2 separate regions of the Homo sapiens genome follow, and region 1 is linked to region 2. A link is a loop called in an ENCODE intact Hi-C map of the cell type or tissue named here. Cell type or tissue: A673. All regions are shown on one strand. Links, peaks and the distances in the headings refer to the core of each region. The heading gives the core; the rest is flanking DNA. Region 1 overlaps ASIC2 (acid sensing ion channel subunit 2). Region 2 holds the start of ASIC2 (acid sensing ion channel subunit 2).

Region 1 (15,242 bases), core at 4,373-12,372, 150 kb after region 2:
GCACCTTGCTAACTGTGCTCCTATTATATACTGACAAGGCGTTGTTATTATTACTTTACATTTTAGGGATGCTTGATTTGTTGTCTTAAATGAAAAGCCTGGTTCTACTCTGGTCTTTGCCCCTCTCCAGGCCTCACTTCCTGCATCTGTTCAGTAGCGTGAAGTGTCCTTGTCTCCAAAGTTCACCTGCTTGGATATTGCAGGATTCCAAGTGAACATACAGAGCTATGCATCCCGGTCCTCCAGTCTGTGATGAAAACCAGCGCCCACAGCACGCAGCTCCAACTTGGAGAGGGAAGCCCCTGAGTAGGAGCTAAATTGGGGTCCACAGGCTTGTTGCAAGCATTTAAAAGTGATGGATGTGCCACGGTCAATAAATGTTAGTCTCCTTGCTTCCCCTGCATGCCAGCTGAGTCTAAGTTGGCACTGGCCCGGGATTTCACTGTAGTGTGGGGTCATTTTTGCTCATTAGAAAAATTATTAGCAGATCCTCCTATGGCACAAACACAGAAAGATTATTTTACCTCCTCTGTGCTGCTGCACCGTAGTCCCTCTAGGACAATCCTGCTGTGTCCAATTAAATGTAAGAAAAAAAAAAGATACTGAATTGAAACTTGTTAGAGAGAACAACACTTCCTCTGGCCCAAACACTGGTGTATATTAATGTTATCAAAGTTGCAGTTGTTTCTATTGAGTAAGACAACATCAGCCCACCTGTCTTTCTAGACTTAAGTACCAGCTGAACTTGTATGATGTCTTTTATCAAACAATGAAAATTGTTTCTCTTTTTTGGACATTGGCTATCAGGATATTTGGATCTGAATCCACAATGCACATACTGTTACTAGCTCATCTCAAATGTTTGCTTCAACTGGTTTCTCTCTTCTCTTATTTACTTTTTAAGTCTGCTTTTTTTGCAGTTTTTACCATCCACTTTATGTGTTCTAAAATATTTAAATTTTCACAGGTTTCTACAATGATAAAAATAATAGCACTCCTGCCATCTACCCTATTCTTGTCATATTGTCCAGTTTACCTAGCCTTACCCAGACTTGATAGTTATTAAGTTCTTACTTCAGATGTGGAATAAAAATAAGCAAGCACATTTTCCAAGTAGGGGAGTATAGTTCTTTAGAAGATATCAAGGAGCAAAATGGAAACAGCAGCAGTGAAAAATAGAATTACTCAGTTTGACCCGTTGATTGACATTAGCACAGGAAAGTGGCTCAGGTTGGGTTTGCTATGAGCTGATTTCCCCCCTGAGAATGACTGAAGTAATAAGAGCTCCCAAGCAGATAGCCCCAGGCCTCTGGCATTTATCATGTAACTTCTAGGTCCTTCCAAATGCATCCTCCTCCTTCTCTCCTTCTGGCCTAGGCCTCGGCTGTTCTTTGCAAACCAGCCAGCTGAAAGCCAAGGTCGAGCAGATGAGGACACAGGTGTGATGCTGTCTTCTGCCGGCACAGAGGTCTCCGAGCTCCAGAGGCATGAGCTGGGCACAGATCTTTCTGCCTGATCTCCACAGGATGCTCTTGTCTTAGCTCAGTTCAGGCTGTTTGGCTGTGAGCAAACTAGGAGTTTGGTTTCTAAGAAATATGATCTGAGTGTTACCTATTCAGATTCCAGAGCCAACCTGTTTCCTAGTTTTTGATAGTAGGAAGTTGAGTCAGAGCCAGGTGCCCTCTGGGAGGACCTAGAGAATAGGTCCGCAGCCAGCCAAGTGGGCTTCAAACCCCACTCTGCCACCTTGATTCTGGGATGTGGGCTACCTTCCTAACCCCTCCGAGGGTCAATTTCCTCATCTGTAACATGGACAGGTAAGTTGCTGTGAAGACTGAATGAGAGAAGATGCTTTCCAAGCCCCAAAGCTAGAGCCTAGTACCCAGTGGTATTCATTTAGTTGCTCATTCATTCAACTGTCCTGTGGGTGGTAGCTTTTCCCCCTTTCCTCATTCTGCTGACTTCCAGGGATTCGTCATTGACTCTGAGGAGGCGGGAAGTTGAGCTTCCTGTTCTCATCTCTGTCATGAAATATAGCACCTGCCTGGGGCCATTGAAGAATATTTCTGAGACTAAATTAGAATCTGCTCAAGTGACTAAGATAGCGGGTGCTAAGAGCAGGAAATGTTTTGAAGACACTATTCATTCTGAACACTTTTGCCTCCACCTGGCCATGGATCTCCACTGGCCATGTCTCTGGGTCGGCTGTGGCGGGAGGGTGAGGGAGCTCCACTAAGCATGGCTTCTTGCTGCTCAGGGCACAATTCCTGTGCCCTGTGCCCTTGCCACCAATTCTTTCAGCAAGTCATCAAGAGGAGAAAGCCTCCTGCATAGACAGGTTGACTATTTGGTCATGGGGCGAAAGGAGTAACCAGCATTTTTAAGCACCTATTCTTCCAGGTACTTGATTATCATGTCATTGAATTCTCCCAACATCTTCAAGAGTTAAGGATTATTCCCTCATTTTCATAGATGAAGAAATTGAGATTCAAAAAAAGTTAAAATAAATCACGTATTGTCAGAAATACGGAAATAGGTAAGGAATTTGAAACAAAGGCTATTTAATGTTGGAAATATCTTATGCATGTGTTAGAAGTCTGAAAAAGCCAAAAGAGAGCAGTGAGGTAACCTGGAGATTAATCTCTGCAGGAAGCCATTGCCACCCTCTAGGGCTGGGCAAGGAAAGGGAAGAAATGGTGTTACTACGATCTAGTCGGGAGGTGATGCCAGGCAGTTGCTAAAGAGATTATGGCATGTAGCCCAATAGTTGCTCAGACCGCAGGCAGGGATGGCAGCCCAGAGGACGAGGTGCATGGCAACGCTGGTGCTGCAGTGGTGCCAAGAATGCCAAAAGAAACTGGAGTCTAGGACCATCAATGTCCCCTGATGCCAGAAGGGTGCAGACCTGAGCTGGAAGCTGGTAGAGGCTGCCTTCCCCAGTCCACCCAGGCCTGCCAGTCTCCTGGGAAGAGGGAACCAGAAAATATAGTTTGCAGAGTCCTGGCCCCACCATCAAAGAAGAACATAGAAGGGTTTGAAGCTGAGAGACTATGTATAAATAGCAACCCCATATATTGAGTAAGAAGGGAACTGAAATGCAACTCCAGTCTACCTCCTGGAGGAGAGTAAGCACTCACGTGGCACCTGCTCTGCACCAGGCCTTGTACTAGCTCTAGGAATGCAGAGCTGAATAGGAGACAACCTTGATTGTCATGGAGCTTCCAGGCCAATGAAAATGAAGGAGCAATGACTCAGATCGGATTCATCCACTACTTGTCTGATTTCCATAGTATCTTCAGGAGAGTGAGTTTTCTGGAAGGGTAGGGGTCTAGGTACATGTCCTAAAGTCATGATAGATACCCATATAGTGGGTGTCCCAGCTCCCCAACCCTCATGAGCTCTGGGCTCAGTGCACACCACACCTTCTCCTCTGGTTATGTCAAGTTTCTCCCCCAGGCTGCTTCTTGTGGGCCCAGAGGTTTTCCACCTTGGAATTATGCATCGGTCACCCTAGGCAGCCCTACATTTTCTTCCTAAAAACACAGGGTATTAAACCCCTACTATTTAAATTAGGACTCTCTCACTTACACATAAGAGAAATCTAATTCTAACTGGCTTGGGTAAAGGGAGGAGTTTATTGGAAGAATGCTAGGGTATCTCACAGGGTTCAAGTGCTGTTGAGCTCTTGGAAGACTTGGAAGCAGGATGGAGTGCTGTAGGGACTCCACTTTTGCTTTTACTGCTCACAAGCACCCAACTCCTTCCCATCCCCTTCTCTTCCCTATCCCACCCGCTCTCTCTCTTTCTCCCCCACTCTTGTTCTTTCCCTCTCTCACCATGGGCCCCCTCTTCTGCCCTCATTGCACAGGGACAAGACAGGGCCAGCCATATTCCTGATATTACTGTACATTCCATGTTCCCAAAAAGAAACTGAGCAGTCTCTAAACCTGTTTTTTTGTTTTTGTTTTTGTTTTTCGTTTTTTTTTTTGTTTGTTTGTTTTTTAATTCCAGAAAAGTAACTGATTGGCCCAGCTTGGATGAGGTGCCCACCCCGGACCAATCACATGGCTCAGGAAAGTAGGGTCTTATAATATGACTATTGCCCAGGGGGAGTTGGTTCCCAGAAAATGGAAGCCTTTCCTAGAAAGAGAAGGGTTGGGCATCAAGTGGGACCATATTATACCAGACCATGTTTACTACACTGAATGATGCACCACACTGCATTTAATCTTTCTCCTATTGTTGGACATTTCTTATTGCAACTTTTTTAAAGATTGTAGATAATGCTTCAGTACATTCCTTTATGCATACATCTTTTCCATGGCTAAGATTGTTTTCTTCAATTACATTTCCAGATGTGGAATACTAGCTTAGGGTTGGATTTTTTGTTTTATGGGGGTTTTTTTGGAAAAATTGGATTATCCAAATGCCAATACTGATTTTACTATCGTTGCTATGGAAACTATTTTTTCTGTTGCTAGGCAGTTGGTAAAAGATTCGGTAGTATAGACTAGTAAAAAGACATAGACTGTCTGTAGAGACCAACAGTCAGGAGTTAACTCAGTTGTTAACTGGCTCTGTGACCTTGGGCTGCTTGTTTGGCCATTCTGACAATTTTCTATTCTTCCCAAAATGGGGTTAATAATAGCTTTTCTAACTGGGTTATTTGAAGGATTAGGGATAATATATGAGAAACAAAAGCAACTCTCATGGTACCTGGCACATAGTAGGTGTTCAATAAATTGCACTTTTAAAACTACATGTGAAATGCTTTAAAGGGTGTAATAATTACTTTTCATCATGAGATTAATACTATTGAAAATGAGCAATTCCTAGCTCCCTAGAATGCAAAAGACTTTAGCACACCTCAAGTCCAACCTATATTTGTCCCTAAATGTGGTCCACCTGAGATATCTACATGTCAAGATATCTACATTTCACCTGAAGCTAGCATCCATGATCTAAGAAAGACTCAGCGGTCTAAGCAACCTACCTACACTGCTATCTCAATTATTGACTAGCATCAGGTAGCATGCTGGCAGGCTTTGGAGTCACATGCAACAGGTAGAACCAATCACATCCTTCTTTGGGTCACCCTGGGACCCATGTTTTCTTCTCGCAGCTCATCACTAAGCCCTTATTGAGCTTTTTGGTTTATATGTGGAAGAAGGTAGGGAAACATCCATGATTCAGTGTTCTGGAAGACACTCAGCCCTAGCCTTCAGGACCATGGACAGTGACCAACCCTTTCATCTGGCCACACCAACCACTCAAGGAAATTTACCATCTACGGGATACATATAGAGGGTGGTCACCACATCTAGAAACATTGACAAATACATAATAAATAGCTTATTGCTGGTATGTTCAGACACATGATAAAATAATACCTATATTTCCAGTGAGGCCCAAAGGAGAAGGCAGTCAGTTCTACCTGAGTAGAGGGTGTGGTCATGGAACTGAGTCTGAAAAGTTAAGTGGACTAGTGAGGGACTTAACATTCCAGCCAAGAGAACCATATGCCCCAGAGCCCCATACCAGCCTCACTTGTTCTTTGTGCTTTCTGTGCTCTGTCTTCTTCAGAGAGAGAGAACCTGCTCTGCATTGCTGAGGACCCCTGGCTGGGTGTGCATTGACCTGCTATGAGTTCAAATTCTCAGAGCAAGAGTCTAATCCTTTATAAAAGAATACAGCTATCCTTTGAAGACAGAGAAGGGATCTATAAATGTTCAGAAGCAGCTGGGTGATAAGAGTGGATTCGCCTCTGCATGGTGAATCTTACCTCTCTACTACCTCTTTTATCACAACCAAATACTCTGGGCAGAAATGCTACTTCTCAACACCATAAAGAGTCCAGTTAATGAGCTGGGTGTCTCAAACATCTGAGCACATCCTCTCAAAGCTCACTTTTGAGTCCTTACTTTATTTCATTACCTTCCCCATTCCCAAGATAAACCTTGCCATTCGTTTATTTATTAATTCATTTAATTACTATGTATGGAGCTCTCAGAATGTGCCAAGCACTGTGCAGAGTGCTGAAAAAGCAACAGAGAACAAACTCCTGGTCTTTGCTCTTGAGGGGTTTGTAGTCTAATGGAGAAGACAGATATTTATAAAATAATCTTACACACATAAATATATGCCAATAGGGTCTGCAAACATAGATACGATTTCATTTTGTAACAAATTGAAGATGTCCTTATTGCTATTTTGTACATTCACCTAAGTTTTCAGACTTCATGGACACCCTGTATAGTTACAGATGGTGTTTTTAAGAAAGCACAAGTCACTAATGACTGAGGTTTCATGAGGGTAAGAGGTTCACGCATGGAAACATGATGAGTTAACAGCAGAGCTGGGAGAAGCTCAGGTCAACCTCCTACTCAAGCTCTTGACCTAGAGCTCAGAGTATAAATTAATGGACAAGAGTTGAAGCCCATGTAATGGGAATTATATCTGCTGGGAGCTACCGCCATCCCTCTAGGAACCCCTTCTTCTCACCCTGGAATCAGCTCTTCCCTCTCTGTCCTTTGTCTTCTGGGAAGCCTTACAACACCAAAGTGTTTGGGTCAAACCCACAGTCACAGTTCTGATACTAACCTGTCACCGGGTGTAGCTTAAATCACAAGTGTTTGCTCTGTGCTTGAAGGAATGGAGGCCACTGAGTGAGCATTTAGTGGGACATTTTATGCCGCTTTTCCTTGCCAGGAAAACCTACTCCTCCTTCCTCTCCCCAGTTTTCCCCCTGAGCAGAATATAAATCATTTTAACTATCTTTATTTAAAACCCAACAACCTGTAAAAGAAAGCTGGTTGCCTTCTGCTTTTTTACTGCTTACAAAGCAAGGGGCAGAGCCCTCAGGGCTGCAGGAGCCTAGAGGCTGGGAGAAAGGGATGCTCTAGATACTTTCTGGGACAAAGATCACAAGCAGCCTTCACCCTTGGGGAGGAGTCCTTCAATCTGGTGATGGAGATATGGCCCTGCCCAAGAAACCTAATCTGATGGCTGCCATAAGAGGACTCACTCTCTGATGCGAGAGACACAGCTCTGTCCTTGGAAAGCCCCTAGTCCAATGAGGGAGACAGGCGACTCTCTTTCTTTGCAAATGAAAAGCTGCAACTCAGAGCCCCCAGAGCTCTGCAGGAGCCCACTGTGTTGCTCTGCTCAGGCTTAGCTGCCCCATCCAGGGCAAAGGCTGTGCTCATGCTGTGTCCATGTCTTGTGGTTCTGTCTTGTGGTTCTGCCTTGTGGCCCGGATGGAATGTGCCCCAGGGGAGCCCCATTCACTGAGGCAGCCCTGGCTGGGCTTAACAGCTAGTCCAGCATGCTTTTAATAATGCATGTCTCACAGAGCAGCTTATTTAACTTTAATAGTCCTGCACAGGGAGCCGTGGGTCTCTTTCAGGACAAGGCTTGGGCTCTGGGGAATTCAGCAAAAGTCTTACACTTGCTGCCAGGCTTCCCAAATCAGGTCCCCTGTGGGTTTCAGTCCAAACACACCATGTGACGTGACACCCACCTTAAACAAACACAGCAGGTCTCTGGCCCCTTGGGTGGAGGAAATAGCTTTTCATGGGCTTGTACAATGTGGCAGCTACTTTATGTATATATATTTCCTGCAATGCTAACCACAGCCTTGAGATAATTGCTGTAATTCCCATCATAGAAAGGAGAACAATGAAGACTCAGGGAGTCAGGCAATTTACCCAAAGTCACATGGATAATCAGTAGCAGAGCTGGGGTTCAAATACTGGTCTAATTCCAAAGCTCCTGCTTTTTCCACTACACCATGTTGCTTCTCCGATGTACTCAAAAATTATCCCAGCACTGGGGAGTGGAGAGAAGCTGCCCATACACTAGGCACAAATCAAGTCTTCAGAGCATGTGCAGTGGGTCCAAGCAGCCAAAGGGAGAGGTGGGAACACAATCTGGGAGTGCCAGCTACCATCACAATAACCAGAGAGCCTTAGACTTCGGGACTCACCTGAGAAGCTTATTTAAAGCCCAGATTCCTGGGCCTTATTATCAGAGAGTCTGGTTCAGTAGCTCTGGGCCAGGCCCAGGAATCTGTATCTTCTTACTATCCCCAGGTAGTGCTGATGCAGCTGGCCCCCAGAAGACATTTGAAAAAACACCCAAATAATCCCTTCTGTATAGCACATTCTCCTTTACGAATCCATGTACAACCCCGGCAGGTAGATGGGGCAAAACGTGTTAGTCCCATTTTAGGGAAGACTGAGTTTCTGTACCGTGAAGGGACTAGCATTAGAACACAATAGCTAATGGCAGGACCCAGGCTGACACTCATTTCTTCCTGCCTCCTAGTTCTGCACTTATCCAAGCTTGCAATCTTGTCTCTCCGGGGAAAGAAGGGAGGGGAAGTATACAGGTACTCTTCAAGGCATGGCCCATGATAGGGGTGTCTGGGAGTGAGTCTTTGAAACCAGGGGCCCAGTCTGAGAGACCAGCAGGAGGGGACATGCTGCTGCAGGGAATGAAGGGGACTTTGGCAGCATCAGCAACAAACCAGCAGAGAGCAAGGCTGAGAGCCAGGGGAACCCCAGTAGCCCAGATAAGAGATGTTGGGGGCCTGGCCAAGGTGGTCACTGAAGTGTGGGACAACATCAAGGAAAGGGTTGTGGGGGGCTGTGCCCAAAACAGTGTTGCCCACAACAGTCACCAATTATTGGATAAGCAAAAAGGGGATCATATTTAGCAAATTCTGGACACAGAATGGACTGAAAGATTTTTCCAAGAAAATTTACTTTGGGCTTCAGAGAAAGAATAGATCTGGGGAAGGGACTGGAAACAGCTCCATCCTCACCATGTTTCACTCCAGTCAGAAGAGGGGGCTGGCCTCAGGTTGAGAGTTTAGGGAGGTAAGTCCAAGAGAGATAACAGGTAGGCAGGAAAGAGTCTGTCCCCAGCATATAAACTAACAGTCCCAAGGTCAGGGAGAGGTGACATTGCTGGCAGCCCTGGAATCCAGGGCAAAGATGATGGAAGAAGGCAAGAGCTTTGAGGAGACTCTGACAGTCAAAAGCCATGGATGGTGAGAGCTGGAAGGAGGTTTAGGGATTGTCCAGCCCTGCCCTCCCACTTTACAATTGAGGAAAATGAGGCCCAGACATGAGAAGTGCCCCACCTAAGGCCACATGCCAGGGTACTGAATTCCAGGACTTCTGATCCCCAGGCTGGCACTACTTCCAACCCAACCCAGGGCCTTTCTCTAACCACTTCTACCATCCCACTAAATACTATGTGATCCTGGACTTGGAGACAGAAAAGGCAGCCAGTTAAAATATGCATTTTTTTAAAATGTCAATTCAAGATAGTATATTAACATAATCCCCAGATGGAGGCATTAGCATTTGTGCTCCTCACATTGCCTGGAAAAACTTGCTGGCATGTCTAAAAATCAAAAATATTATTACTACCTGAGGTGGCAGGGAGCCCTCCGAGGAATATGAAGAAGTAAGAGGAAAGGTGAAGGGAGGGCTTCGGTGCCACCGCTGATGGCAGGAAGGTGGGGCAGGAAGGGGCTGGAGCAAAGGGATGTTGCTTGGATTATTTCCTCATCAAAAAATCCACGGGCAATGGTCAAATTCTTGGCAGGAAGAAGTGTACTAGTCAAGGACTTCCGAGTGAAGGTCTCAATAGTGAGCAAGGGATGTGTGTTCTGATTCATGCCCTGCTCTTAAATTGCTGGGTGTAATCTCTGGGGAAGTCCTTTCACCTCTCTAGTCCTCAATTTTCCTTGTACTTAAATGTTAGATAATTTAAAGGTTAAATAATCCTCAGGGTTCCTGTGCTTCTAGCTCTGATGTTCTCTGTGCAGCCTGACATGGCTCCCTTGAGACACCATGACAACTCCTGAAGCAGTGGCTCATGGAAGGGACATTTGACATAGGCTCTCCCACCTTAGCCCATCCATTGCTTGTTGCTGGCACTTTGTATCTAAAGCTTAACTCTGACTTTCCAGTCTCAATCTTGGCTTTTCCAGCAAGAATTCTGGCTTTCCTGGTGCCAGACCTCTTGAATAACCACCTCCCAGGACCCTCTGTCCCCCAAACTGCTGGATTCCTCTGCCCTACTGTGAGCCACAGACCCTATTCCATAAGGTACATCAAGTGACAGATGTTTTAAAGGTCACCGGAAATCCAAGTTAGAAGAGAGATGGTTTGTGTTCACCCCTCCCACTGCAGCAATCCACTCCCACTGTAGCAATCCACACAGCCTGTCTTTTAGGCTAAAAGGCAGTGGGAAAGATTACAATTTGAAAAATAGATTAGGGCTCATCTGTGGAGGGATTTTGTACATTTGGAGAACAAGTCAGGTGAGGAACTTGCAGCAGATGCTTTCAGTGCTCTGTCCCATATCACCTCCATGTACTCTATTCCTGCTGTCAGGCACTTCCTGAGAATAGTGACTTTCTGCCCAAGAACATCTGCCAGCCATGGAAACACTCTGGGTGTAAGCACTGAGCAGGCCAAAACTCCTGGGATGGCAACACTCCAAGAGTAGCTCTCAACCAACAATAAATAGGAATGAGCCCAGCTTCCTCCCCAACCCTGCAGTGTGGTTTTCACCATCTCTCAGAGGTCCCCTGCAGGGCTAAGCCCCAGTCATCCATAGCAGGAACTGGCTCCAAATATATGCTATATTGGTTGTCTTCCCTTCCCCACCTCATTTCTGCACTCCTTTCCTAGGTCTTCCTGAAGTCACCTTCAAATGTACCATTGCCCTTAAATTCTAGCCCCTGGAGGGATCCAATCTCAGACAGAAGTGGTGTATGCTCTGCCACCCACTTGGAGATTCACAATGCACATTGGCATAATAAAGCCTCTGATAAGTTCTGTAAGAAATAAACATCTTTAACCCTAGCTAGCCCAGCGTTTTCTAACCTATTAGACCACAGCATCTTGTTTTCTTCCTTTAAGCATCTCATAGAAGTAGTATTTTGGGGACAATACTTAGCAAAATGCTATGCAAGGAATCAGATGTGAGTGGAGTCAAAGCTTCCTTTAGAAAGGCCCAGCAGCAGGCGGCTGTCCCGTGTAGGAACAATAACTGTTAGAAATGTTAGCTACGTTCCACTTCTGTATGGGTGCTTTAGAACAGGACTGTCATAGCAGTCCTGTGATGGTAGATAGAGACAGGATTATTACACTTTCTTTACAAATGAGGAAACTGAGGCTCAGAGAGATTAAGAAACTTGCCCAAGGTTGTACAGCTGGTAAAGGCAGGTTTGGGACTCCTAACTCCACATCCCTTTTTGCAATGAATTTCCTATTTAGCAGCAGGACTGGGAATAGAATCCATGTGCTGTTACCCTAGTCCAGACTTTCTCCATCTATCCCAACAATGAGGGTCAGCCCTAGCCTCCTGAGGGTTCCGTGGGTGAGCAATGGTCATATGAGCTCAAGGGGAAATGAAAGGAAAGTGGAGAAGCCATGGGTTATGCATACTCTTTAAGTATTTTGCCCCTTCTTCAGACTCAGATACCACTGACAACTTTAATTCTTTCTTCTCATCTTTCCCCAACTCACACACACACAAATCACATCACTTTAGCTATCACTGGTTTGCAAGGGCTTCCAGAAGAAGTTTTCCACGACATGGGTCAGCTGGGTTCAGCTTACACAAAACACATGCACACAGAAGAGACTTGATTCATGCACATACATTCATAGATATCCAAGCATGTATGCACTCAGATATTCAAGCATGCATGTGCATACCTGTGTTCATATAACATTCTATACACTTTATTGTCATTACTTGTTTTATTGTGTGTATTTTTCTAGACCTCTGGACCGTATAACCCATAAGTGTAAGAGCTGAAACCTTCTCTATCTTGAGAACACCAGAGGCAAGCACAGTGTCTGGTGCTCAGTAAATATGTGTGGAATAAATGGATGAATCAACACACAAATGTGCAAATTGCACTTTTATATATAGCAAACAATAGTGCACACAGACACATCCACACCCCCAGTACATGTATGCAAACACACGTGCACACGGGAACACATGCACAAGCACACAGATTCCCTATGCTCTATCAGAGCCCAAGGTCAGGACATGAACATTACGCCCACTGACATGAATCTCTTGGATGGGATCCAGAGAGCCCCCAGCAGCCATTACTTTGCTACCCGTCTATCTGCCCCATTTATAGTTGAAATAAAATGTGTCACGGCTGCCTCACTGGAGACCAATGTAGACATGGAGGGAAATGGAGAAATATTGGCCCAGCTTGCATTCCAGCTCACTGGCTTGGAGGAGCTTAAGGCATAAATGAGTTTGGACTTAATTGACTTTTTTATTGGGCTTTAATTCACTAGTACTTTTCCAAAGGCTGACTCCAACAGGCAGAGGCAGGGTTGAGCAGTCTCTAGGATTGCCAGCCCCCCTTGCCTCTCCCCCTGCTCCCTTAGACCCGTTCTAAACCCCTTCTCTACACAGGGCCTCCCTTGTCAACATGGTGACATGAGGAAGTCAGTGTCGGAGCCTGTCTCCTCCTGCCTGGCTCCATCTTTGCCCCTTCCCAACCTCTTGTCATACCTCTCATTCCATTCAATACAGTAACATTGATTGAGAGTTCGCTACATGCCCTCACAGGGCAGTGGGATACAGAGATGAACAAGAGCAAATTTTTGCCCTCTGGGAGCCTGGAGTCAAATGGAGAGATGGACACATAAATTCCACCCTATAATAGATACCAAAAATTAATCCGGGAACAAGACCCAGAGAGGCAGAGTAAGGCACAGTGATTCAAGTAAGGCTGCCCAGATGGGATGCTTCCACTTCCTCTTGAAGAGGGGAAAGTATTTTCTAGGCAGGGTATTCCTGGAAAGGGTATTCCAGGCAGGCAGAAGAGCAGTGGCAAAGGCATGGAGGGATGAGACAGCGGGGCATGTTCCGGGCACTTTCCTGAGGTCCTGGGCAGCTGGGGTGGAAGAAGGATGAGCAGGACGTTCATGAGGGCAGCAGGGCTAAGCGGAATGAACTTCATCCTGGAAGTCAGAAAACCCACATTCCAGTCCCATTTTACCACTTATTAGCATATGACTGGGCAAGTCACCTTTCTTCTCCGAGTCACAGTGTCTTCATCTATAATGTGAAGAGTTTGAACTCACTGAGCTCAAAGACCCCCTCTCACCTCCAGGGCCTTCTCATCTTTCTTGTGGTAATATTTCTCTGCTATCCTAAGTCTCTGACTTAGTTGATGCTGGTTTGAGTTTCTCTGAAGGAAGCCAGCCACAGAAAGCCCAGTACAGAACTTATTAGAGTCTGAGAATGCCAGTCTTGTGGAGCAACCTTTGGGGCAGGGGCTATGATGGAGTTCCCCTTCTCAGAGCTCTGCTCCTGACACCACAAGCCATGGGAGCCCTCCCCAGCCAAGTGGGAGAGCAAGGCCAGCCCGGGGACAACCCAGGTTGAGGGCTCTCTACTCAGGCAGGACAACCAGTGCTGCGTTTCAATGCTTACCATCCAGAATTATCCAGGCTCTGGAAGTGTTTGAAAGGATGAGCTTCAGCAAGCTGGGAAACTTTCTTGTTTTGCCATATAAATGAAACATGACTGAAAGTAAGAACAGGCTCTGAGGAACTTTAAATCCTCACACAAATATAAATAACTCCTTTTTAGTATAAGGGGACTACATCCCAGTTTGCCCGGGACAGTGTCAGGTTTTGCCTCCCATCTGGCATAATACTGAGTGGGCTCCTTGCTTTCACTCTCCAAAGTGTCCTCCTTGGGGCAATCAATGTTGCCATCCCTCTGCTCTGTAAGCTTTTGGAGGGCAGGTATTACAGCAGGGGAGCAGAGAGCACTGGTGAAAAGGAACGGGCTTTGGTAGCACACTGACCTCGGTGTGAATCCCAGCTCTACCTTGGACAACTGACTTAACCTTTCTGAGCTTGGCTTTCTTATATGTAAAATGGGGATGGTAACATCTGCCACACCAAGTCACTTAGAGAAATAAACAAGGTTTTGCACTTGCATATGTAATATTACTTGCTCAATATCTTCCCCCTCACCTTCTGTGTCTTTGGCCTCTCCATAACCCTCAGTGCTGGGCATGTAGGAGATTGGATGTTGAGTGCATGAGTGAAGGAGTCCCTCAATCAAGCACAGAGGCAGAAGCTGCGGTCCTTTCTCTGCACCTCAGACTCTGTTCTGTCAAGTGAGCTGAGGCATAATTCCCAGACTGTCTTTTGTGGGTTGACGATTTGATCCCTTTTCCTGTGCCCTCCACCGCTAAGCCTTCACAAAGTCCTTGCATTGATGTCTCTCTGCCCTTCTTCTCTTTTACTTTTAACCTCCATTCAGCTTGTCATTTCCTCTATCCTTTTGATGGTAGTGATGGGGCAGGGTAGAAGGAGGAGGGACAGTGTTCATCATCACTCCAATGCCTCACCCGGGAGATCACCACGGACCTACCTTGCCGCTGCATTTCATAACTTCCCTATTTCTTGAACTGCCTCATGGCAGCAGTGTCATAAGTTTGGAGTCACACAGACTTAAAGTTTACAGATCTAAGATCGAATCCTTTGGGATAATCATTTGTTTATGGTAGAATATCTTGTAACTTCTGAGAGTCTAAGTTTCCCATCCCTAAAATAGGCATAATAACATGTAAGGCAACTCTGGGGATTACATACATAACTGCATAAGCTGTCTGGCCTAACATCTGGCCTTTACCCAGCCTTCAGTTCCCCATAATCTGGCTCAATCCACCTTTACCATCTTCAGTCCACCTTTCCCATCCCATCCAGTACTTCCTCCACAGCCTCCCCTGCAATTCCGCCAGCACGCTCACTGCTCCCAGAGCACCCCTCGCATTCACTCAAGCCCTGCCTCTGCGCCTCTGCCAACGCTGTGCCCTCTGCTCATGCTGTGCCCTCTTCCCTTCCCCACCTTTGGTGTCCTGAAATGCTCCTTCTCCATCAAACCTCACTGAAAATCTCACCTCTTCCATGAGCCTTTTCTGATCGCTCAGGTGAGAGCTGATCGCTCAGCCCAACTCTGTCTCTCCCCGTGTTTAACTGATTCCTCCATTTACCATGCATTTCTTTCTGCTGTTGTTTATTGTAGCCGTTTGCTTACACACTTTACCCTCAGAAGAGACTATACAATCCTTGAGGGTAGAAACCATTTATTGTTCATCTGTCTATATAAACGACCTCAAAAACTTTGAGAAACAAGGTAGGACATGAGCAAGTAAAATTAAAATT
Region 2 (15,242 bases), core at 3,391-11,390:
CCCAGAAAAAGAGAGAATTAGGTGAGGCCAAGCGTGTACAAAAAAAAACAGAGTGAGGGAGAAAGGCAGTGGAGATGCTGAAGCACATGAAAGGAAGGAAGGAACAACAACTCCAGTGCCAGTTCCATGGTGGAAGGAAGGGAAGGGTGTAGGAATATCCATGTGCAATGAGTAAAACCGCAGGGGAGAAGTCCTCTCTCTCCTTCCACCAGTACAGGTGTCCCCATCATGACTCCTGGACATTTGCTTAGATGCTATAACACTGGCCACCTCTAGGGCCCCACATGCCACCAGTAGCATTGACTGAAAGGTATCAGATGGCTCTGTTCTGTTGCATTGGTCTATAACTCTGTTTTGGTACCAGTACCATGCTGTTTTGGTTACTGTAGTCTTGTAGTATAGTTTGAAGTCAGGTTGTGTGATGCCTCCAGCTTTGTTCTTTTCGCTTAGGATTGACTTGGGATGCAGGCTCTTTTTTGGTTCCATATGAACTTTAAAGTAGTTTTTTCCAATTCTGTGAATAAAGTCATTGGTAGCTTGATGTGGATGGCATTGAATCTATAAATTACCTTGGGCAGTATGGCCATTTTCACAATATTGATTCCTCTTATCCATGAGCATGGAATGTTCTTCCATTTGTTTGTGTCCTCTTTTATTTCGTTGAGCAGTGGTTTGTAGTTCTCCTTGAAGAGGTCCTTCACATCCCTTGTAAATTGGATTCCTAGGTATTTTATTCGCTTTGAAGCAATTGTGAATGGGAGTTCACTCATGATTTGGATACCATCTCACACCAGTTAGAATGGCGATCATTAGAAACTCAGGAAACAACAGGTGCTGGAGAGGATGTGGAGAAATAGGAACACTTTTACACTGTTGGTGGGACTGTAAACTAGTTCAACCATTGTGGAAGACAGTGTGGTGATTCCTCAAGGATCTAGAACTAGAAATACCATTTGACCCAGCCATCCCATTACTGGGTATATACCCAAAGGATTATAAATCATGCTGCTATAAAGACACATGCACACGTATGTTTATTGCGGCACTATTCACAAGAGCAAAGACTTGGAACCAACCCAAAGGTCCATTAATGATAGACTGGATTAAGAAAATGTGGCACATATACACCATGGAATACTATGCAGCCATAAAAAATGATGAGTTTGTGTCCTTTGTAGGGACATGGATGAAGCTGGAAACCATCATTCTCAGCAATCTATCACAAGCACAGAAAACCAAACACCGCATGTTCTCACTCATAGGTGGGAACTGAACAATGAGAACACTTGGACACAGGAAGGGCTTGTCGTGGGGTGGGGGAAGTGGGGAGGGATAGCATTAGGAGATATACCTAATATAAATGACAAGTTAATGGGTGCAGCACACCAACATGGCACATGTATACGTATGTAACAAAACTGCACATTGTACACATGTACCCTAAAACTTAAAGTATAATATAAATAAATAAATAAATAATAAAAAGGTATCAGAGAGCACCCCTAGCTTCAGGCAGAGTTGGAGAGAGAAAAAGGGAAGAGAAGAAGAGAAGGGAAAGACAGGAGGGGAGAGGGAGGCAGACTGACACAGAGCCACGAAAACTACAGAAATAAGACCAAAAAAAAAAAAAAGGCAGAGAAAGGGGAAAAAAGAGATTGATTTAGGGTCACAGTTACCCCCACAAAAGCCCATGTGCCTCATAACATCAATAAACTTTATTATTTATTTATTTATTTATTTATTTATTTATTTATTTATTTATTTTGAGACAGGGTCTCACTCTGATGCCCGAGGCTGGAGTACAGTGGCATGATCACAGTTCACTGCAGTCTCGACCTTGCAGGCTCAGGATCCCCCCACTTCAGCCTCCTGAGTAACTAGAACTACAGACGTGCACCACCACATCCAGGTAATTTTTTGTGTTTTTTGTAGAGACAGGGTTTTGCCATGTTGCCCAGGCTGGTCTCAAACTCCTGAGCTCAAGCAATCTGCCCATCTTGGCCTCCCAAAGTGCTGGATTACAGGCGTGAGCCACTGCACCTGGCCAGTGAATTTTAATATTAAAAGTAATGTGGCTCTTATCACCATTTGCATAACAGCCCTAAAAGAAAGTGCATACAGCATTCTAAGCAGCACACCAAGAACCCATCATTGCTGTTTCATCTCTCCACCCACCACCTCCATGAAATTCCTGAAGCAAGGGGACGGTCAAGAGCCCCCAACCACCCGCAGAAATATCAGGAGCTAGAAGTACCAGATCAAGAGTAAAAGGGTTGGTAGGCTTATACTCCACAGGGCTGGAGGATCACATTGCGAGGAGATTCACACCCAAGAGCCTATCTCAAGAGCAAAAACTACAGGAGAAACAGTTGAAGGAACTGGTGACATTTAGCCTGGAGAAGAAAGGATGGTCTTGAGGACTTCACTAGCAGGTGGACTGCTAGACCCCTTTCAGCATCAACGTGCTCTGATTCTATAAAGAGTTTGAAGAGTTTCCATGTGAAAGAAATACCAAAGTTATTTTTGTGTGGGTCCCCATGGATAAATTAGGAGAAATGGGAGAAATTCACATGGAGACAGACTTCAATCTGATGAAAGGAAGAAGCTTTAAACACAGCAAGATGTTCCAGAATAGAATTGATTACACTGTCACTGAAGGAATGTATTGAACGGATTCCTACAGTGGGCAGGAAGGAGGCTTAGGTAGTATCTCAGATACTTTCCAATTCTGAGCCTCTGAGTAGCAGGTAAACAGGAACACTGAGGGATCCAGTGAAACCTGATCAAGCCACACAAGTGTCAGCTCTGAAAATTGTATTACAAAAACAGAAAACCGTGTTCACTTACATTGATCTCCCCTCCCAACAGATTCATTTAATGAGAGAAAACAGCTTATCAGTGGTGGTGGTGGTGGTGGTGGTTATACCCCAGAATGAGGGCAGGCTGGCCAGAAGACTTTCCTGCCACTGCACACAACATCACACAGAATGCCAGAACACCAGGCATGGTGAACAGATGTTTCAGAGATAAACAAGGGAAATTTTCCTAAAAACTTATGATTGGCACATCACAATGCTAAATGCTAATTTCTTGGTGGAGAGGTTATGTGGGTCACCCCTGTTCTGCCTCATGAATTTGTTTTTCTGGCCAAGGGAGTCTTCCAGGATGGTAACACTAATCCACAGGAGCTATTGTGTCCAAGTACCTCTGAGAACTGAGGCAGCGTGGACTAGGGCTGGAGAACACAGGGATGGAGTGACTACCTGGGCAAAGCCTGCTCTCCTGACTGGTAGCTGTGTGGCTTAAAGTGAGTAACTTAACCTCTCTGTGGTTAAAGTTTCCTCCTCTTTAAAGTAGAGAAAAAATGGTATTTGCCTCATTTTGAGGATTAAACACTTAGAGCATGTATGATACTTGTTTTTAGTGTAAAACACTTACAGGAGGCCCTAGCACTTAGGAAGTCCCACATTTATATTATTATCATAATAATATAATTTTGTAAGGAAGTATGATGGAGGGGGGAAGCCCTGCACTTTGAAATGAGTTAGAGTTGGATTCAAATCCTGTGCATGCACCAAGGATTTGCATCAACAATGGTAAAAATAGCCAGGCATGGTAGCACACTCCTGTAATCCCAGCACTCTGAGGCTGAGGCAGGAGGACAGCTTAAGCCCAGGAGTTCAAGACCAGCCTGGGCAACATAACAAGACCCTCATCCCTAAAAAACAAATAGTGTATAAAAAAGGCCAAAATACCTCCCCCGCAGAGTTGGAGTGAGAAATTAAATAACATTTATTTATGTGCCTAGTTCTGTACCTGGCGTATAGTAGTTGTTCAAGAAATACTAGCTCCTTTTTCCTCTTCCCCGGTAACAGTGTTTCATCAACGTGCTAGGTCACTGTGCTAAGAGGTAGGGATACAAATATGAAGGAGGTGTAGTCCCTGTCTGCAAACGGGTCATAGTCCAGCAGAAAGGCTTGGACACAAACAATGATAAGGGCTATCCTAGAGGTATCAATCTTCCAAGGTATGCTGGGATCATAGGAAAAACATGACCCAAGTTTGTCTGGGAGAATCAAGGAAACCTTGACCTAGGAGGCAATGCATAAGCTGTGATTTGAAGAAAGAACAGAATTTCACTGGGCTGGTCAAAGAACTGGTCAGAGAAGAGGGTGGGAGTATTTCAAGTTGCATAGAGAATGTGCTGCATACATGTGCCATAAAGAGAGCCATCAATCATTGCTTGGAGTCACTAGCTGCCCGTGTGTCTTTCTCTAGATTTCTGTGTCAAGGCCCCTTGAGGCCTAAGCAGGATACCCCTCCTCTCCCTGAAAGAGCTACCATCTGGAGAATTCACAGGAAATCCCATGGCAGAGAAGACAGTTGGTCAATCAAAAGTAGCACATGTACATTTCAAGGGGGAAATAGCTAGGAAAGAGCAAGCCCACAACAGCTGAACACATCAGAAACCCAAAATGTTTTAAAGGCTTTTATAAAATAGAGCTTCATGCCACTCCAGATTTATGATGCTGGAAGATGGCACATGCTTGTCCTGGTTGCTTCATCAGTAACTGCACTGAGGTCACTAGGTCACCCCACCTTGGCCAAGACACGGGTCACTGTGGCATTTCCAGGACCCTTGAGACCAGGCTGGGAGCACTGGAGTATGAGCCTTTGGTAGAGGCCCCAGTACAGCAGGCAGCTTCAGAACCCTCCCCTCAAAGCCAGCAACAGACATCTTCAAGCAACCAAACCCAAAGCAAACTGTCATCAATGCCCAACTGCAATAGCTTTTTCCCCAGATGAGTGAGAAGGGTTTCCAGGTGTGTGTGTGTTGTGTATATGTATGTGTGTTGTGTGTATGTATGTATGCAGTATGCATTGGGTATATATGCATTTAAGTGTATATGTTGGTATACATGTATGTTCATGTATATGTGTGTTGTATGTGTAGTGTGTGTGTGTGTTTGTGTATATGTGTGCTTGTACATGTGTGACTGTGTGGATGTATGTATGTGGGTGAGTGGGAAATGAGGGGCTCAGAGGTCCTCTTCTCCAGAGACCAGATGCAGGGAGTCATCACGCTGTAAGGGTGCCCTCAGGTCAGTGGGGAGGGAAAGCCCATCCCAGCACTGCTTCTCTCCTGCTTGGAAACCCACAGCTCATTCAACAGATCTGGCCAAATTGCCCCTAATTCATCATTACAAAGACGGTAAAACTCCTCTCCACACCCAAATCTCTGCTTCCCCAAGCCTCCTCTCCCCAAAGGATACACACGTTGGTCCTTCTTCCACTGGAGCATCCTCCCACCCTTGGAGTCCCTTCACACTGCCTCCACCACCAAATTCTACTCTCCGGATAATGTCTGGAAAACCCCTTTATCTCATGGAGTAATGGGGCTCCAAGTGTTCCCTGTCCCAGCAAGGGGAATGGGAAAGATGGAGTCTCCTGTCCCTGGAAGTCCTACTCCCCCTTCCCACCCTCTTGGAGAGCTGTGCTTGGCAGACTGGGCCAGGGCTGAGCAGTAGGCACTTCCAGGGAAGGGGCTGGGACACACATGGGATGTCCCTAAGAGGCTGAGGGGAGGATTGTCGCACTGAGCCTACCCTGCTCGCAATGCCTCAACACACATACTCATTACATACAACACATGCACATACACACACACACAAAACACACCAACCACACACCACATCTAGAAACCCTGATATCCATCCACACATCAACACATGCATTTCAAACCCAGGACTCACTAAGTGCACACATACACACACGGAACATACACGTCACCATAGACACTACATCCTGCATGCACCACACTCTAATGGCCACAGCACGCCACCCGCAGACATGCTCACATTCAAGAGTTTCACAGAAATGCCCATTCACACATACACAATGCACATCCTACGCACACCCAATACTTGGCACCACACTCGCAATCGTGTTCAAATGCCCACACTACACAGCAACTCGCTCTCTCTACAGCCCATCTCACACCCTCAGGAGTCCTCTCACCCCTGTCTACACTGGGGCCACATCAGCACAATGGTTATACTACTTATCTCTCCCACAAGCCCATACACCTGAGCACATCTGTACAGCGCATCCCCATCCCGCTCCCCACCACACCCCACCCCCGCACCCGGCCGACTCCAGCAAGAGGCTTCCCGCTCGGTGTGCAGCGGCCACAGTGGCCAGGAATTAAAATGCAGCGAGGAGGAGCCGGGCGCGTCAGCACCGCGTCTCCAGGAGCGCACGGCGCTCACGGCCGCCGCCGCCCCGCCCGCCCGGAGCCGCGGGGCCAGCGAGCTGAGGAGCAGGTGCTCGGAGCCCAGCCGCGCCAGCGTCGCGCGGCCGCTGCCCAAGTTCGCCTGGGGCCCAAAGAGGGTTCTCCCGGGCAACCGGGGAAGGAGCTTAGCCGGCGTCACGGCCACCGCGAGCTCGGAGTCTCGAGAGGAGAAGGGCGCGCGGAGCAGCGAGTCCGGGTCACCCCCGGGAGGTGTTGGCGGGTCCCCGCAGTCCCCAGCTCTTGTCGCCGCGGGGGCAGAGAGAAGACGCGAGAGACAGCAAGGCTGGGCTTTTCTGGAGACGCGAGGCACCTGGGAGAGCCGAGGCGAGAAGCGACACTTCCCTGCGGCTAGCATCCTTGAAGGACCCCGGCGGCGAACAGCCTCCCGCAGGACGCCCTGAGAAGCTCTCAGCCCCAGGCGAGAGCGGGCGCCTGGCAGGACTTAGGCGCAGGACTTGGGGAAGCCTAAGCAGGTCTCTGCCGAGCGCAGCCCAGGGAGCAGTAACAAGGAAGGGTCCTGGAGGGGAAGGGAAAGAAGGCGGCAGCCGGCAAGGCGACCACTCACCCCCGTACACACCCACCCCGCCCGCCCAGCCAGGAGCCGCGGTGCGCCTCTGGGGGCGCTCGTTCCTTGGCGCCTTCTCTCCCGTGTCCCAGCACCGCTGGGCTACGGGCCGGGCTGGTGGGGTCCCTGGGGATGTCCAGATCAGGCATGGTGGCCGAGTGGCCCTTCTCCCAGGACCAGCGTAAAAGCTGGGGTTAGGCGGGGCAGGGGGGACTCGGCTCAGGGTCCCCCGAGGTCCAGGACGAGGGAAGGCGGGCGCAGCACCCAGGGACTGGAGAGGCGGCTCCCAGTGGGACCCCTCCAGAAGTAGTGCCGGGCGCCGGGCATCCTCCAGGAAGACCAGGGGCCGGGAAAGCCTGGGAGGCGCTCGGGAGAGGCCACTGCCAGGGGCTGCGGGCTGAGGCGGCGCTCAGCCCCGGGCGGGCGCCCGCGGAGGCGGCAGCGGCGGCGCCGGGCGGGCATGCCGCGCCACCGGAGCTCCTTTCGGGCGCACGCTTCCCTGGCGCGGGCTGCGCGCGGCTGCCGCTGCTGCTGCTTCCACTGCTGCTGCGGACTCCCATGGCGGCTCCGCCCGGCCGGGGCCGCCGCCGCTGCCGCCAGCCGCGGGCTGAATGAATGAGCCGGATTGGCGGAGCCGGGCTGCCCGCAGCCGCGCTCACCGGCCCGGGACGCTTCCGCATGGCCCGCGAGGAGCCGGCGCCCGCGGCGTTGGCGGCTGCCGGGCAGCCCGGGGGCGGCAGAGGCGGCGAGCGGGCGCTGCAGGGGCCAGGGGTCGCCCGCAGGGGGCGGCCATCGCTGAGCCGCGCTAAACTGCACGGGCTGCGGCACATGTGTGCCGGGCGCACGGCGGCTGGGGGCTCCTTCCAGCGGCGGGCGCTGTGGGTGCTGGCCTTCTGTACATCCTTCGGCTTGCTGCTGTCCTGGTCCTCGAACCGCTTGCTCTACTGGCTCAGCTTCCCGTCACACACGCGGGTGCACCGCGAGTGGAGCCGCCAGTTACCCTTCCCCGCCGTCACTGTGTGCAACAACAACCCGCTGCGCTTCCCGCGCCTCTCCAAGGGGGACCTCTACTATGCCGGCCACTGGCTCGGGCTGCTGCTGCCCAACCGCACCGCGCGCCCGCTTGTCAGCGAGCTGCTGCGGGGCGACGAGCCGCGCCGCCAGTGGTTCCGCAAGCTGGCGGACTTCCGCCTCTTCCTGCCTCCGCGCCACTTCGAGGGAATCAGCGCCGCCTTCATGGACCGCCTGGGCCACCAGCTGGAGGACATGCTGCTCTCCTGCAAGTACCGCGGCGAGCTCTGCGGGCCGCACAACTTCTCCTCCGTGAGTTGCCCTCCGCGCGAACCCGCTCCCTCTGCGCCCCACTCCCCGGCAGTCAGGAGGCCTGGTGTTCCGCCCCCTCGGGGCTGTCCCCAGGCCTCTTGCAGTGTTACCACTCCACGATGCCAAGGCAGAACCCATTCTTGGGTCCCCTGAGTCTTCTCCTGCAGGTTGTGGGAACTTGGACTTAACTGTAGGAGGAGTCGCCTCCCACCAGTGGGAGCTCCCCTGTCCCAGCCCCTCCTTCCAGTGTCAGCCCCCAAAGCCCTCATTCTACTCCTTATGGTCCCGTCTGTGAATATTAGTCAGCCTCCTTCTTCCCGACCTCAACTCCAGGCCCTCAGGACTCCAAGAAACTGCTCTGTGTTTGGAGTGTAGATCTCTTAAGTGCGGACTTCTTGTCTTTGGGAAAACCAATAGACGGCTCTTAAAAAAAAAAAAAAAAAAAAGGAAGCGCTTGAAAAATGGATCATCAGGGGAATCACGCAGAGTCCCTAAGCAGGCCTACGATCCGAAGCAGCTTATGTCTTCAAAGTTCCCAAACACTTAGAATCTAGGAGAACTTGTGAGGAAACTCCCAGAAAACCAACACTGAAGCTGTAGACAGTTTGGTGGGAGAGGCAGCAGCATGCTTTGGCTACTTTTTCAAAATGCAGGAGTCTTGAGCATCCAGCGGAACTGAGCAGTGGTGCGCCAGGGTTGGGCCCTTCACCTGGCCTCCGTCCCCCATAAAATGTAAGTGTGGGTCTTCTGGTCTGGAGGATTGCTCCGGAGTTGAGAAAGCATCCTAGCAGGCATGTGGATGCAAACAGCCGCGGCCAGGAGAAGCTGTGCTTAGGGTTTGTAAACCATTTGCTGTGCCGGTTCCCCCACGCTGTGGGTCTGGATAACGCAGCTGTTGGACAGAAGGTATCTGCCTTGTGCAGTCTGCCTTGGAGGAGTTCTGGTGCCAGGCCCCAGCATGATGCATGCCTGTCCAGCCATTCGTGTGTAAATGTCCCTTAGGTGGGTTTGGGCTTTTCCACTAGTGCAGGGAAGGTTGGTGTGTGTGTTTATTGGTAGTGCTATGATGGTGATTTTACCAGATCTGATTCATCACTCCTGAGATCCTCATTTCTGACAAAGCTTTTTTTGGGATGGTAAAGAGATGCCACGGTTCCAACAAGTGTTGGCATGATGCCGGTCAGACCAGGTCTCTCATTGGCTGATTGGATTATTCCTTGTCTAGGAAGGCAATCCTGGCTTCAATCTTGTCCTGCTGGCTTTGCTTTAAGCTTGTATATTTAGTAGCCCTGAATTATCCACTCCGAAAACATTCCTTATTTCCTGAGATTTTCAGCTGGCTTTTAAAGAATATCTACCTGATGGCTCCCTGCTTTGGCAAGTAGGAGATGCTGTTAACATATGCTTCTAAGTGATTTCTTCCAGGACTCCAAGCACAATTCTGAGTTCCACGAAGCTGAAGGAATGAGGGCAGCGATCTCTTGTTGTTTATTGTTTTTTTTGCTGATCACTAATTAGCAGCCTCAAGAGTTAGATTAAAGTTCAAGGTTACATCCAAGTAGCAACAGGCCCTCGCTCCTGCTCCAAGTTTTACAGCATGGCCCATCAAATGTAATTCTGAAAATCTGACTATTGCTTTGCAAAGTGTGTGGAATTGCATTCTAACAGCCACTATGCACTTTTGATACTCACCGCAGCCCTGCGTTAATGAGTTTTATTCCCATTTTTAAAATAAGAAAAATGAAGCTCTAAAAAGCTGTCCAATGCTCAGAGCCAGCAAGTTCAAAGTCCAACTTTGCATACCACTAATTGCATTACACAGAAACCACAGGTACCCTTCCTCTCTGACCTTGGGCCTCTCTTCTCTCAGAGGACTTACACAGGACTCTTGCCCTCTCCCCCACCTCTACTCCTAGGAATCCTGTCCCTCCTAGGAGCTGGGAGAGTGGAAAGTGGAGCCACCCCATGTGGCCCAGGTCATCAGAGTCTTGGCAACATGTCCCTGTGGCATGCAGAGGACACAGTCCCTTCAGGAGCCACCTGACTTCAACCTCTGCAGCAGGCATGGCCATGAGTTGTGTGGGTCAATTGTTAGGGAGTTGAAGACAGTAAGGTCCTTCCCACTGGGGCACACCCTTCTCTTACCTCCCTGTACTCTGAGTCCCTGCGTTTGAAGAGTTTGCAGGCACACACACATCCAAGCAAAAGTATTACCTCCATTCCCCAAAGGTATGTGTTCCTGGAGACTCAGGTGACCCCTAGTGGCTTCCTATCATGGCCCAGTCCTGGGAGTATCCAGCCCCTTAAAGTTGCATGCTGTAGGTTTTTCCAAGGACCTCAGAATTAAAGGCTTCACCCCTCTGTCTGTAGAAGCCAGAAGCTATTTCAGGGAGCCCCAAATATACAGCAGGCCTGTCAGGAATATTTTCCTCTAACCACACTGCCTTGTCTCTAGCCTTTGTCATCTTTGATGGAGTGGCACCAAAGTGTAGTGGCTGAGAACATGAACTCTCAAGCTGCACTGACTGGGCTCAAATTCTGAGTCTACCACTTACCATGTGCCCTTGGGCAAGTGACTTAATCTCTCTATTCTTGAGTTTCCTAAATCATCTAATGGAGATAACAATACTGTATACACCATATTAGTTGTGTGTGTGTGTGTGTGTGTGTGTGTGTGTGTGTGTGTGTGTGTCAGAGAGAGCTCTGAAAACTCTGCTGAGCTCCTATAGAAATGCTTCCTTTCAATCACATCAGCCTCCTAACTGGTCTTTTGGCCTCAAGCTCTGTCCCAGCCAACACCCTGCATCCCATTGTCTGCTTTACAGCCAGAGTAGTCTCTAAAGCACTGCTCAAAGCACATGGTTTCCCTTCTTCAAACCTTTCAGTGGTTCAGCTGTCCTCAGATTAAGACCTGAGCTCCTCAGACCCTCCACCTGGTCCTGCTTTATTTCTTGCCACACCCTCCCTCATACCATATACTCAAGGTCTACAGAACAGCTCCCAACAGCTGAATCCCTGCTCCTCAAGCCCCTCTGCTTGGTTTGGTTTCCGCTGCTGCTGTAACTCCCCTTTCATGCTGCTTTGTCTGCCTGGGGGACACCTGCCTGCTCAACAGGCAGCTCTGGGGTTTCTCCTGCTTTGGAGCCTTTCCTGACCACCTGCTGCATCTATGCCACATCACCAAACAACTGATGCCTTCCCCTTCTTGCCCCTCTTCCACCCTGTTTAGATGTCAATCCTCACACAGGCACATGTCATCACACCTGTTAGACTGTGCCTGTCTCCCCCTCCAGACCAGAGTAGGAATCATATCTGATGTACTTGCTGCCTCCGGCACCCAACAGACAGCTTGACAAGTAGTGACAGGAAAGGACTGGGGAATGCATACCTCCATCAGGTACCCCCAACATTCCCTGTTGTCTTGTGTAGCCTGCAACAAGGCTCCTGGCTTAATTCCTCTAGAGAACACCAGTGAAATGTATTTCAGTGAGAACCAGGCCACTTCTGGGCATTTATTCCTTTTGGGAACAGAGAAGGGAAAGTAGAAAACAAGATGCCAAGCACTCCCCAGACACCTGTGCTCCCCAATCCTAAGAGGACTAGAGCAACAGGTGAGAGATGGAGTTCTAGAGGAGGCCTTTGGGGGGAAGTGCCAGCTGTCCCTAAGTCCCATTTCAGCCAGTTAGTCCCATGGTCTGGAAAGAAACCTGGCAGGGGAGGGGGGTGTCTGTTGGGTCTTATCCTCTAGGCCCACTCGAGATGTGTTTAGTTGCAGCTCCTCTCTTTGTTGCAGCTGTGCAAGAGTTAATCTCTCAGCAGTCAGATAAAGCAGCTTGGCTTCTGAATGCCTGTGTTGTTTCCCTGGCATCAGCTGTGGACTTGAGCTCTGCACACTCTGGCCCTTCTGGGGTTTCCTGGGCCAGAAGAAGGGAGCCTTCCCAGTAATTGGGTGGGATGCAAAACAGTGAGGCAGAGCTATCTGAGCACTGGGGCTTTGGAAGAAGAACCAGGGGGTTGGAACAGAAACCAACAGAGGCCAATCTGAGGTCCTCTGCAGGAACAAGGAGCAATGGCTCTCTCTCTGGCAGATGGCATGGTTCAGGGGAGAGTGCCAGGCAGACCTCAGCGTGGGTCTTTGGTGCTGCCATTTCCTAGCTCTGTGCCTTGGACAGACACTTTGCTCCATGAGCCTCTGGTAATAATTCCTGCCTCGGAGATCTGAGGTGAAGATAACATATGAGCAATAACTGGCACATGCCTGGACAGCAGTAGGTGCTCAATATTCAAGAGCCATTATCATAATGTGGATAAAGTGCTCAGCTCAGTGTCTTGACATCTGATGGTAGCAGTTGCTATTCATATTTACTATAGTATTCATAGTATTCATAGTTACTATTCATAATTACTATTCATATAATTATCATATCATATTATGACCACTTACCTGAGTAGAGATATATGCTCATTTTCTCATTTTCCAGTTCATTCATTCAATCGACCAATGTCTCTTGAAGGTCAACTATATACTAAGTTTCTGTACTAGCTGCTGGGGGGTATAAAATTAAATAAGGCTTGGTACATGCCCTTTGGGAGCTCTCAGTGATGTTGAGGACAGAGGTGTGTGAATAGATACCAGGAGCGTACAGAGGTGCTGTGTGGGCTCCAAGGATCAGACTGGGGATCTTCGATGGTTTATTGGAGGAGGTGGTATCTCAGCTAAATCTTGAAGGATAAGTAGAAGCTCCAAAGTAGAAAAGGAGAGAAAGAGGACTTCAGGGTGAGAGGACAGGAGTCCATTGCAAGAGTTCAGAGACATGAAATAATGAGATTGAACACATGCATTCTAGGCCCCGCGCCTAGTTCAGGGTGGCTGGAGGGAGGGACTGGATGTGCTGAGATGGGAGCTGGGCTGAGGGGTGACGATGCAATTATGTAGTGGGTGCCTGGAGACCAAACTAAAGTTTTTGAACTTTGCAGCAAAACTCTGACTTCTTTCACTACTGGTTGTTAGACTGTGGAGAGAGACCTCATCTGTGTCCCAAACACCCCAGCTGCCACCCTGTTCCTAACTCTATGAGAAGCCACTCCTCCCTGCACCCTTCACTATTGCCCAACCCCCTCTGCAAGAGTTAACCTTGAGTTCAGATTTTGGACCACTCATATGTACTGAAAGCGAAGAAAACAGCATTTAGTTTCATCACATTTTGTCACATCAGACAAGCTGGCTGCTACTTGCCAGGACAGAAAGCAAGAAATCATTTCAGCAACATATTGTTTAAAATCAGCTAACTCTGTTGAAATGGCACTAGGCCAGGCAGTCCAGTAGTTGGGAGGATGGATAGCTTTAGGGAATCAAGAAAGATACTTTTGTCTTTAGAGAAAGAGGAATAAATAAGCTAATACATGTGAGGTGCTTAGACCCATTCCTGGCCCTAAGTAAGCACTCAGGAAATGTGAGCTATTTCCATTATTATGACTTGCGGTGAGAATTTTGAGTGAAGGACAAAGGCAAATAGCATTGGGCAGCTGTGATGTGCCAGACTCTGGCTGGGCATGTTTCATGTCATCTCAATTCTGTGCAATAACCCTGGAAGACTGTGTGAAAATCTACATTTTATAAATGGGTGAACTGCAGTGCTGGGAGCATCTGTAATCCACCTAAAGTCACAGACTCAGCAGGTGACAAAGCTTGGGTTTGAACCCAAGTCCTCCTGACTGCAAAGGTACATGCACGTTCTGCAGCTGCATGAGGAAGGAGTCCATCAGTAGGAGGCAGGGTGTGTCCTGGGAAGTCCAGCCCAACCTCAGCTTTGCCCTGGCTAGTTGAGTGACTTTGGTTTCAGGATTCTCCTGTTTAATATGAGGGCATGAGCCAAATGATCAACGGGATTTAGCTGAAAAGTTCTGTATTCAAGTGGGCAGTCAGGGGAATGGAGAGCTCAAATAGTGCAGATGGCGTGAGTTTTTCAGCCAACCATTTCTTTTCTTTGCAGAGCTGAAACAGTAATTAAGGGGGGAAATGTACAAGTTATTGAAGTGCTAGAGACAGGATGGTGATTAAATAGACATTTATACAAGGAACATGAAAAGACCTCCACCAGTTATTTGACTTCGGGGAAATTAGTTTAGGGAATCAAATGTAAACTCCACTCAGGTCTGCAGATATCCAAAATGACCAACATCAGGATGATTCTGATAGTGGCTATTTTGGGGCCACTTTGGCCAGTCACGAAGGCATCAATCAAATGTCTGCCCAATGGAGAAGGGCTGGAGAAATAGCCAGGACATTTGCTTCGCGGGTCGGTTGCCTTCATTCTCCTAAGTGATTTGCTTGGATGAACTACTCAGAAATTGAGTAAATTTCATTGACTCAATTGGATGTCAATTGGAGTCAATGCACATTAAGCACCTACTGTGTGCCAGGCACTGAGTCACCAAGATGACCATAAGTCTGATCTGTTTCTGGTAAATAGGCTTGCAACAGTCAATGTGCCTCATCGGAGTGACTGAGTCTAAAAGGAGCTTCCTGATATACAGGGAGTGGGGCTGGAATGAAACAGCCTAGGATTTGTATTGGGTACCTGTTACATAAACAGTCACATTCAATTTTAACAGCATGAATGAGTGTCATGGAACCCTGCTTACAGATGAGAAAGCCGAGGCTCAAGGAGGTACAAAGCCATGCATCTGGGAAGTAGTAGAGTCACGATTCAACGAAAGATCAGTCCAGCTTCAAAGCCCATGTTCTTTCCTATGGCTCCATTCTGCCAACACTCAGAGATGCTGATAAGAACAAATCCTTTCATAGAGGGTACCACTCACAATCTTCCAAGCCTTGAAGTTTTTTTCACTGCAAGTTGCTGTAGGCTTTGGAGAGTCATCCTGGGTTCCAAGACCTGCAACCCTGAGAAGGAAAGACGGTTCGTAAGAGGACAAGATCAGTAATGAATTTGCATCCTCCTCTGCCCTCAGACAAACAGAAGAGAAGTAGATCTATGGAGGAGAATCTGCCTAGGAGTTGTGAAAAAAAGTTTTAATTGTGCCACAACCTCAACTAAATCA

Evidence for each region. Hi-C counts contacts between places; a loop is a spot of excess contacts. Peaks named below come from ENCODE experiments on the same cell type or tissue, not always from the same donor. Only the 100,000 strongest peaks of a DNase experiment are listed, where the experiment ranks them.
Region 1: it touches region 2 in a loop (4-fold over the local background); 3 of 110 quality-filtered maps call a loop at or near these places.

Annotation. Positions count from the first base shown.
Region 1 is chr17:33,132,904-33,148,145 of GRCh38, reverse strand. The region is part of intron 1 of ASIC2 (acid sensing ion channel subunit 2); the gene reads left to right. The region is part of intron 2 of ASIC2-AS2 (ASIC2 antisense RNA 2); the gene reads right to left. Among named protein-coding and RNA genes, the nearest start is that of ASIC2-AS2, 29 kb to the right of the region's middle. In A673, for the core only: no CTCF peak of the experiment used is centred there; DNase peaks (open chromatin) are centred at 7,485 and 10,545; H3K27ac peaks cover 5,306 bases.
Region 2 is chr17:33,284,346-33,299,587 of GRCh38, reverse strand. ASIC2 (acid sensing ion channel subunit 2) reads left to right here and starts at 6,293. Exons shown (of 10, transcript NM_183377.2): 1 at 6,293-8,180. The coding sequence starts at 7,473. RefSeq lists a silencer at 7,096-7,266. In A673, for the core only: CTCF peaks have their summits at 6,019, 6,723 and 6,926; DNase peaks (open chromatin) are centred at 6,207, 6,907 and 8,257; H3K4me3 peaks cover 5,078 bases; H3K27ac peaks cover 3,806 bases.